Linked DNA regions of Homo sapiens: region 1 is linked to region 2. The links are chromatin contacts, found by Hi-C in ENCODE. All regions are on one chromosome and are shown on one strand. The core of a region is the stretch at or near the end of the contact, and the rest is flanking DNA. Distances in the headings are between cores, read along the strand shown.

The links. A loop is a pair of places that touch in the nucleus more often than their neighbours do. Pooled maps may share reads with other maps.
Region 1: a loop to region 2 is called in a pooled map, with 2.6 times the contacts of the local background. The contact joins the enhancer-like site here to the promoter of TMEM207 in region 2. A Hi-C loop is called at or near these places in 2 of 168 maps with a recorded cell type or tissue (endothelial cell of hepatic sinusoid and ovary) and 4 of 50 pooled maps.

What each region holds. Positions count from the first base shown.
Region 1 is chr3:190,488,020-190,493,588 of GRCh38, forward strand. No RefSeq gene overlaps it. Among named protein-coding and RNA genes, the nearest start is that of IL1RAP, 23 kb to the right of the region's middle. Within about 2 kb of position 3,619, at least 4 of the 41 ENCODE cell types and tissues checked have a DNase peak (open chromatin) inside an H3K27ac peak, as active enhancers do.
Region 2 is chr3:190,446,177-190,451,776 of GRCh38, forward strand. It overlaps TMEM207 (transmembrane protein 207), which reads right to left and starts at 3,725. Exons shown (of 5, transcript NM_207316.3): 1 at 3,559-3,725; 2 at 1,614-1,651. The coding sequence starts at 3,633.

The sequences.
Region 1 (5,569 bases), core at 2,369-4,868, 42 kb after region 2:
AGCACTATTGGACTGAGAGGTGGTTATGGGACCAAATCATTTATTCACATTGCATCCCTCTTATAACTATGTTTTAGGAAATATTTAAGGAATGTAATAAATAATTAACAAGAACTCAAGAGGAATACGGGGAAAAAAGCTACTGCAATTGAGTGGGATTATGGTTGAATATTTTTTCTTTCATTTTAATTTTTATTTAGGTTGGTATATGTGTTTAAGAGTTTTAAAACTTTTTCAAAGGGAAATAGGAATGAGGAAAGAGCTTAAGAGGTACTCCCTAGTTTGGCATTCAAGACTTTCTATGATCTGACTACATCTCCCTTTTTACATTTCCCACTTTATTCCTCTCTTCATTACCACCTCACTCCACCCCACACAACTATTTCTTCACCTTTTACCTTCCCTGAGAATACTTTGTTTTTTGCCTTTTCTCTCAACCTAGAATTCCTTTTTTCCCCATATAACCATATTTGTGAAAATGATACATGTTGTTTATATGCAAAAAACTCACATTTTTTGTTACCCTGCATCAAATATATGTAGATTTGCCTGATCTCAGCCATCATGAAGAGGAAAAGGGGTCTCCCCGCTCCTTCTGAGTCATGCAGGAAACTGGAGGGCTTGCAGAGCCCAGAAACCTTGGAAAATAGTTTCTCAATCTTACTTATTCATGGCTGCTCCCACCAGTCCTGAAGATAAAGGAAATGCCACTTTTATACAATTTTCTTAAAGGTTGGTAAACAATATTAAATGTCTAAAAAAACCTTCACGAGTGAGTCAAAACATGTCTATGGCTAAATTTGGCCCGCAGGCTGCAAGTTCACAACCCCTGTCTTAGACTTTAGGATACAAAGTCTTGCTTATCCATCAAGAATGGTGAAAACGGAGGTAAAGAAGAAGGTTTTAAAATAGCTTTTCATTTTTATAAATTTCTTACAACTCTGAAAATAAGACAGAATTTGAAGTTGGATAAATTATCCTATTCCATACTGAAACTCTACAGTCTTCAAAGCTTAGCTCAGATACCTTCTGTGACTTTCATGGAGCCAAAAACTACTTCACTTAATGAAATTAATTGATATCTCCTCTATATCTGACAGCGCTCCCTCCCTTCCTTCCTCTCTTCCTTCCTTCCCTCCCCCCTCCCCCCTTCGTTCCTTCCTTCCTTCCATCCTTCCTCTCTTCCTTCCTTCCTTCCTCTCTTCCTTCCTTCTTTTCTTCCTTCCTTCCCCCTGATCTAATTTGATCTTACCCTAGCAGGTGACTGCTTTTATTGTCCCATGCCCATTTAAATACAGGTTGAATGAAGCTCAGGCAAATTAGCAATCTGCCCAATGTCATCCAATTAACTAACAGTGTATCTCAGATTCAGACTCAAGAGGGAGTGTAAATTCAAAGACCGAGCTCTTAACCAATGTACCATGGAAATTATAATCTGGTGAAGACACAGCAGTTAATTACCCAAGCCATTACTCCTTTAAAAAAATCTTATATGGATTTAAACAGGGCTGCCATGTATTAAACTACTTTACAGACTTATACATTTCCCCAACTATACTATGAGTTTTTGAAGCGAAGAATTATATGTGATTGATTTATTGTTCTCCCATAGCACCGGGTATAGTAACTCTTCCATAGCAAGCATCGATAAATAGGTATTGAACTGATTATTTACACTGGAACATTGCAAATCCCATACCCTCAGCCTTAAACTAATTAAACTACTGCTCCTTCCACCTCCTTTCACACAGTCAGAGTCAGAAACACTTACTCACAGCACCAGGTACAATTTAATATTCCTATGGGCTTCATGCAATGGAAAACAACCGACAAGGAACCAGAAAGTATAGGTTTGAGGTTTGATCGTGTGGGTCCATTTTTTACAAGTCATTTCTATTCTCAGTCCTTTTTACCCAACAACACAGGGTGTACACTAAATGATCTCCAGTCTCCTTTCAGCCTTGGTTGTGCATAAAAATGGTTCTGGAGTCAGACACAGCAGGATTCCAATATAACAATTCCAATTTTCTTAGCTGTATGACCTGAAACGAGTTACTTAATCTCTAATATAAGTAAAATACTACAGTACTTCACAAGTAGAATGCTCTCAATAATTATTAGATACTTTTACTATTATACTGTAATTGTTTATTGTAAATCTTTTAAAGTGAATTTAAGACATGTGCATATGTGTATATATTATATATATTAATATGGTAGCTTATTTTTGATTATGTGCTGATGATAATATATGCTTATAGCTTTTGTAAACTCATGTCACATTGTCTGTGGTTATTTATAATACTGTATAAGACACTTATTGACATTTGCAAACTGATAAATTGAATCATGCAGGAAGCTGTTTTATAGCTAACATCCTTTTTAATTTATTTCTCACTCACTTGACTTGATTCATCTTTTCAAGATGAATTGACCAGATTTATGGCTTTTTGTAGGCACAGCTCATGGCAGATCCTTAGGCGCTGTTAGGAAAAAGCAAGATTAAGAAAACAAATCCTCTGTATTTATTAATCTCTCTGAAAATTCATTAAGGATTCTACTTTCACCAAGAGAAATCAGCAGAGACAAGCAATACACATAACTTTTGCTAAGAAAATAGTAAACCTTCTCTCCTTTGGGGAGAGCTGTAAAATTTTAGGAACTTGTCTTGAAATATAAATCTACTGAAGACCCAACTTTCATTTAGTTCCGTTAAACTACAGCCTTTAGCTTCAATCCTATACAGATCTTGTGGTTCTTTACTATGTAGCTATAAATCATCTCATTTGTTTTTACCCAGTAGCAAAAACATTGAATCAAATTATGCATAAAACAAAATCCTGTCTCGCCCGTCAGAGACTTCCCTCCAAGTTGAGATGGATAATATACAAGCTCCTAAGGGATAGACCTCTCCAGACAATTACTTCCTAAGGATCGTAACAGGACAATTTTACTCTCTATTGTATTGACATTTCCTACTCTTCTATTTTAATTCCAAGTGGATTCATAATATTCAAAACAGGGGGAGAAGGGACAGAATTTCAAACCAAAATTGAATACGCACTTTTCAGCGACTCAAGTTGCTACGTAATTCCTCCTTAAAGTTAGTTGCTATGCCTTTGTCAGTTTTCCTTTCTTGCTTCATTAAGTCAATTAGGAGGAGTCTGAGATCAATGATTATTAAAAATTATCTTCTCCAAAGTATAATATTCTCTAAGATGCTACTTTTTCCCCATGATTGAGATTCACCCTTTCTCTAATAAATAACTCCGTTGAAATGTATTACAAACTTAATTCAAATGATCCAATAGTCTAGGTTTAATCAGAAGATAGATAGGAAACACTTAGTTGGTTAAACAGAGGAAGCTGAATATAAAGAATTATTAATGATGACAAAAGAGTAACTATCAGATATAGGGAAAGTATGGTACTCTAGGGTGGAGGGAGTACCAAAGAAGGGATAAAATTGGAAGGCATTCAGACCTCTGTCATAGGTTAGCAAAGATGGCCAGAGCTGGTCTGCAGTTACAGGGCAAACAATAGGCAACTCTCTAGGGAGCAGGTAAGCTGTAGGTGATTGGCAACCTGCGTTGAAGCCGTGTATTCAGTGTCCTGGTACTGACAGAGGATGGGAACAAGCTTGCAGATAAAGCCACGCTGGGCACATGACTCTCCAGGCTACTGGCCACTTGGGCTTATCCAGACAGTCTGGACAGGTGGTTATTTTTAGATCTGTAGGTGGCTTTGGAGGTCACTGAATCACCTTCCTTGACAGTTGAGAAAAGTGAGTCTTGAGCAAAAGGGACTTTCCCACATTTGTACAAAGGTGTAGTGAGAGTGGCAGAAACAAAATTGAGGTTTGGATACAATGGCTGGCAGGTTAGGATTAAAAATCAAAACCAAAGCCACAGACTAACACACAAAGCCACTTTCTAGTTTTGTTTTAACTTTATTTCCACAACTGGTGAGTATAGCTATAAGAACAATGAATCAAGCTTAATCATTTGTGCGCAATTAGTCCATTTTGGTTTATGTTAAGAACCTTCTGTGCTATGACCCGAGTGCACTATCTAATTTGGGAAATGCAAAGGTTTTCTGTCCGAGGGGATCCTTTCATCATTAGCATGTTATGTTCTCACCCTTTCTGGAGCAACCATTTGGAGCTTTTTCTCAAAAACACTTTTATCCAATTTTTTAATATACTTACCCATTCCTAAATCCCTTCACTGTTTGAGTCCTAGCATTGCTCTGACTTTCCTAGCATTGCTCTGCCTTTCTCAGAGGAGAAAGCACAGTACAAAATGCTGGTTGCTAAGCAGTGCCTATTTTTACTCCAGTTGAGCAGAATAGAGACCCACTCAATGAGCTTCTATCATTGAGACTAGTGATGAAACAGCTACTACAGGTTAAAAATTTATCAGTGTTTCTCTGTGGAATCCATAGCAAGGCATCTGGGGCAAGAGTGTGAAATTTAGACCAAGGGCCTGCCCAAGGTAGGTATTGATATAATGATTGGAAAAACTCATAAATACAGACATCAAGTATTGGTTGAGCACCTACTATGTTTAAGGTACTGCATTAGGCAATTGGAGTAAATTATTGGACTAAACAAATTTGGTCCCTGATTTCATACTGCCTATAGAGTAGATGGAAAGACAGACAAAAAAAACAGAAGTGCCAAAATGACAAATAGTGATAAGAAATAAACATGTTGCTAAGAAAGAATAGCAAAGAGAAAGGGAGTTTATTTTAAGTAGGTTACAAAGAGGAAGGCTATCTGAGGCCTACATGCAAAGACCTGGAAGGAGTCAGGCAGAAGCATCAGTTCCTGAAAATGTTTGGGTGAGGCTGGGGTGAGTGTGGGGGGCTGTGAGAAGTAATAGGTGGGCAGTCCATTGCCTCTACAATTAAAATACATCCAGTGTCAAGAGTTCCTTGCAAACTTTACTTCTAAATCCTTAGCCCAAGCCACCATCATTTCTCATCCAGATTGTTGCAATGGCTTTGTGACTGGTCCCCTGCTCTGCCTTTCTGCCTGCAGTCAATGATTCCCCAAACACTCAAAGAGATCCATTAAAAATGGATCAGATTACGGTAATCCCCAGCCCAAATTCCTCCAGCAGTTTCCTATCCCACTTTAGGCATGAGAAAAAATACCTTAAAAGGCCAACCTTTTGTATCTCTGGCCAACCACTGTATCTCTCACTTCACCGACTCCTCCTCCTCCCCTTGTCCATTCCGTTTCAGCCACACTGACGTCTTTGCTGTTCCTCAAACAGGAAGAGTTTGCTCCTACCTCAGGACACTTGCAGTTGCTGTTTTATCTTTCTGGAATCTCTTTCTCCAGTTAACTGCATGATTTACTGTCTTGCCTAATTTAAGTCTTTGTTCAAATGTCACCTTCTGAAGTAGACCTTCTCTGACCATATACAAAATTGCACTATCCCCAGCACTTTCTCTTTTTTTTTTACCTTATTCTTCTCAATAAAACTTATTGCATCTGACATACTATATATTCTATAATTTATTTTACATAAATGTGGAAAATAGAGTTTTAGTAAGCTCCCTT
Region 2 (5,600 bases), core at 2,475-4,974:
TAAATGGATGAATATGGTCTCTTGGCTGGGTAGTGTATTTTATCAGGAGATAATGTCTCAGATCAAAGAAGTGATTTGAAACTGAAATCTCTTGTATAAATATAGTTAGAGAAAGAGGATTTTTCTTGGAGGGGACTTTTTACTCCCTCAGAAAACAGCATGACTTTCCTTACAGATTCATTCCGCTGACACTGTCTTGCGATAACAAAAGATTTGAGATATTGTGCACGTCTTCAATACATTTACTTACCTTATATGACCACCCTACATTCCCAGCCACTCTCTTTTTTGTGTTTATTTTCTGCCAATTTACATTTCATTTGAGGGTTAATTTTTTTTTGTTTTTACTCAAAAGCAATTGTATTGAATAATGATAACCATTACAGACACTTAGTTGCAAAATGATGTAGCCAGAGAATGTGATGCCTAAGTACCAGTTGAAGCCCTACTACTCATTTACTATTTCTCTTAGGTTTCAATCCCTTCACCTAAAAGGGAGAGCGGTAGCCTCAGCTACCGCTAAAGTCAGCATAAAAACTTTCTTAATACCGTATGTTTCTGTCACGTTGATTAGAGTTAGATTCAACATTTAAGATCCTTTCCAATTCTGAACTTCTTTATTTTGTTAGTCTGGGTCAAAGGCAGAAGATGAGGAGATAAGATAAGGGCAGCCAGGAAATCCTGAGTCAGATAAGCATGCAAACAATCAAATACTCTGTTACATCACAAACAGCATAAGACAGAGTGAAAAAGCAGTTCCAAAATTAACGTAAAGAAATAGCAATCGAGAGCCATGCAAAAGCTGAAAGAGCAGCACAAATTTAATAAGCAGATTGTTAACAATAAGAAGATCCACCAGAAGCAGGTGAATGGTCCCAATTTCTGCTGTGAAATACAGTCATAGCCTCCTGCTATACAGAGAGCATGGCTTTGAGTGTAACAGGCAATGAAGACTGAAAACAGCTGCTAACAGTAAGGGCTGCAAGCAGGAGAAGATAGTGCTGGGTGGAAGTGCTTTTCTGATACTAAATCACAATGAATTACAGATATTAATTATCAGTATCATTATTAATGGCACCTTCTCTTCATCTCCTGAATAGAATTCTGAGAACCATTAAGTCTATCGCACAAAAAGTGAAAAAATTGAGTCAATTGTTCACATAATTCATATCACAAGCACTTTGAAATAGACACACAGTACAGGTTAGAATTTTGGTCAGTTTGCTTGTATTTTAAACTGAGTTATACAGAAAACTGCCTCCCTTGGTCACTGTGATTTTTGAGTGTGGATGAAGCCATAGATGACATCATGATTCTTTTATGAACTTAAAGTACCCTTGAAACCTTAAGGAAGATAAATTCAGTGTGCAAAAATATCTAGAAATCAACTAGGCCTCTTATTTATTTAACAAAGCTGATCGTAATGAAAATTATCTTTCCTGTTTTCAGAAAAAAAAATGGAGCCATCTGCATTTACAAACCATTTACTTTTCTTCTGATTATAATGATCATTTGAAACTCAACTGGGCTTTTTCTAATGGCTTGAGCCTTTTTTATACTTTGAATTTTTTAAATGCGAAATAAAAACATGGAGTTTTTCGCTGTTTACTTACATTTCATCTTCTTCGCATGGTAGGTCCGAGAGCACCAACTGAAACACATGTTTAGAACAATAAAATCCAAACATCTCATCAGTCTAATCCTTTAATACAAGCAGCGCCTAGAGACAATGTGGGTTTATATCATTTCGTTTGCTTTTTTAATTAAAAGCTCTATAGCAGAGTTTATTGTTGGTACACAGAATTTTAATTGAAAAAATCTCTGGGTGGATTCTTAAGCTCAGCAGTGGCAGAAGATATATATTGTGAACCAGATTCCATTTCTACATACCAATATAAATGGATTTTACGACAATTTTTGTTTTTTCTATATGCAGATTTTGCTTGCTCTAAAGAGCTTTTGTGCACTTTGCATTTTTTGTTTTCATGTTGTAGCTAGAGGTCAGAGGTTCATTATTAGTGAGTATTATTTTCACGCAAAAAAAAACAAGTTCCAAGTACATACATGGAAACAGAAGTCAAGCCTATTAGCATTAATGGGCATTAAATATATATTCATGAAAGGGCGACTTTAACCTGCTCTAAGGGTAAGGTCCATTTAAGATCACATGACATTCCAGTTGAGATTTACAGTCTTCTCTTTATCAGAGAAGAGAAAAAAAGTAATCATCTTTGTTGCTTTGTTTGAAAAGTCCAATACTATAAGCATTCTAAAATAATGCTCTTAGTTATCTGCACTGAGTGTCATAGGTTACAACATCTCATATACTAAATCACAAGGAAAAAGGCACTTCTTTCTAAAGATCTTATTATCTATTTGCTTGCTTGACCCTTTGAACCAGGACTCCTTCCTTGTACAAGGAGAAAGTCTTTAAACGGCATTTATGTGTAGCTCTGAACACTTAGTTGATGAAGTCAGTTGAAGTATTTATTTTCCTGGACTATAACACGCAAATAAAAGTACAAGTAAGAAGTTACAAAATTTAAAGTGATAGACTTGGGAGTTCTGTGTGAGATGTGTCTTTTCCCCCCTTAATCCCAAAAGCATCTTCTTCAGCACCTTGTATTTACTCCACCAAGTTTATCTGGGCAAAGAGATTTGTGGAGTTGCAGATGGAGCCATGAATTGGCCATCAGAGAGCATGGTAATGAACAATTTATAAGCACAGAAAATGAGTTGCATTCTTTTTTGCTAGAATGCTGCAAATAGATTTGCATACTAAGTGAAAGGAAAATGAACATTCACATTTTGTCCATAAAGAAAGTTTATTTATGAGTAGATGAAATCGTTTGGGATCCAGCTTAACAGATAAACAAATAAAACCAGTATTTCACTTTCAAGTCACTTCCGTGTTTTTTCTGTGTGTTGTACCCTAGCAATAGTACACAGTATTAAATTATTAGCACCTCACTGCCAACACATTAGCTGTCAAACTTCCAGTTATTATGAAGAGGTAAGGAAAGCTATAATTTACTTTAGATCTAAATCTTTCAGATACCTTGCATTGAAGTCACACAGATCTAGAGATGCACGTGTTAGTCAGAAGGGGATGCTGGAGCAGAGGAACTGAAATAAATCCTAAAATGGTTCTGTCTACATCAGTCAGCATTGAAAAACTGTCAAGCATCAAGTATGGTTGTAGGCAATAGTAAACATGTCTTAAATTAATCTAGCCATAGCATTTTGTTCTGTGTCAATAGCATTTTGAATTTAAAAAATTACAGCATAGCAAAGTTAAACAAAGGTTAAATTTGCAATCACGTTATTTCAGTAGCAATAGAACTAATTGAAGGAGAAATAAGACTAATGCCTTGGACATTTTGTTTTGTCCCTCTGACCAGTGAATACAAGAAATCATAAGATGCTAGTAAAGCTTGAAGGAAATCTTTTAAATGTAGAAGCAGTTAAGTTGCTCACATATAAATCTATAGCAAATCAAGTCCTCAGAGTACCTCAGAGTACCTCTGAAAACCTTAACCCAGAAAGAGAGATAGTTACCTGGAATAGCGGCAAACACAAGATCCCTATCGTTGAGATCGCTGAGGTGACACTGAAAAGTCTGGATCTTGACATATTTAAAGGACAGTCAACTTAGGATAGTGGTTTGGTGCCTGTGTTTATTTCCTTCTTTCTCAGAACTTACTAGCTTCTCTATAAGTTATGCTTCCTACCAGGACATGCATTAATAATGGCTCCTTGTGACTCGTAAAGTGCATGCTAGGGGAAGGAATGTTGGGTACATGTTTACAGGTACTAAGAGCCCAAGGAATTTAAGTTTAAGGTGAGAACTTTAGCACTGTTTGTCAAGGCCTTTAAAAGTAGGGGTTATAAATGCTGACCTACAGAGCTAGCTGGCTACTTAATAACTTTCCACATTCAAGTGCATGTTTTATTCCAGGGAACTTCTGGGTTTCTAATAGTATTTCATATTTGGAACATTTATTCAATTTTCTTCCCTTTGTTGGTACTCTTTGTTCTCCTACACACCATTTTCAGTTCCAGGTCTAACCCAAACTTAGGCATAAAGCTTTCCTTGTTTTATTGTGATAATACCCCTCTTTTAAACAAGGTATATTTCAATGTTTATTTTATGAAACAACTCCATCACTACCACTGAAAAATAAAGCAAGAATATCTAGGGAAATTCTGAGAAAAAGAAAAGGCACTAACCTATTGTACATTAAGATGTCTTAATCTATGCATTTTACAAAAATTAGTACTGATATGTGTAAATAATAAGGTAAATGTAAAAGAGTAGAGAGTTTAGAAATGGAGAGTTTAGACTCAAATAAACAAATTTATTTAAGCTTCCATTTGAAACTAGTGGAGAGAAGATGGATATCTTTCAGGGTATAATGAAGAGCTAAATGGTTATGTGGAAAGAATGTAACAAATGATTGTTAAGATGCTTAACCTCAGTCATAATTAGATAAACATACCTTAGAATTATAATCAGATTGGCAAGTTCAAAAAATTGATAATATAGGGAAGAGGGATAAATACTGGGAAACAAATACTCTCATATACGGTTGGGAAAACTGTACAGCTTATTTGGAAAACAAGTAGGCAATATACATCAACATAAAAAATAAATATGCCCTTAGAGCAAGAATTCTCCTTGCAAGATACATGAATGTACCCCTTACACATGGCACAAATTACTATATGCAATGATGTTCATCGAAGCATTGTTGGTGTTAACAAAATATTGGAAACAGCAAATATTCATGAAAATGTGACAGACTAAGTACAAAATGGTTATATAAATTCAACAGAATACTAGGAATCTGTTTTAAAAGGTGGAGACAGATCACAGATGCTGATATAGAGAGGTCTGTAATAGTTATTGAATAAAAGGAACAAAAATCACAGAACTTTGTGTACATCATGTCACATTTGTATGCAAAAATAGGAAGGTAGAGCTATAGTATTCTCTCCGTACACAAAACTTATGCATATATACTTATATATGCATAGGATGTCTCTGCATGAAACTGCTAACAGTGGTTGCTCTGTGAAAGGGAAATTGCAAACTAAGAAGACCAGAGTGGGAAGGAAATTTACTTTTCACTGTTACTTCCTTGTATTTTTGATATTTTTTACAATGTCTATATGTCATCTAATTATTTTTTACATATATTCACTTCTAAGAGCCAATTTTGAAGGCAATGATCCACAATGCAGAATGAGAATATCGTAATTCAAGCTCCAGTGTAGTTCACCACATCCAATTCAAATTGTAATGTATGAACCCATTTACAATCACACACATAGATTGCTCTAGAAACAAACCAGCAGTATTAGGTATCTAAACTACTGCACAGAGTTGGCCATCGCGGTATATGGACTAGTTGAGCTGCATCTGGATGGGTGAAGCCGTCTGTGTGGTGACTACGCTCTGTTTAGTATGCAGCCACGGTCGCAGCCATGAATTTCAAAGCAGAGGAAGGCTTGGTGCCAATGCCAATAGGAGAAAAGTAAACCAAACCTACAGTATTATTTATCCCCCAGATACGCTCCATTTTGAGTGTCTCTGAAGC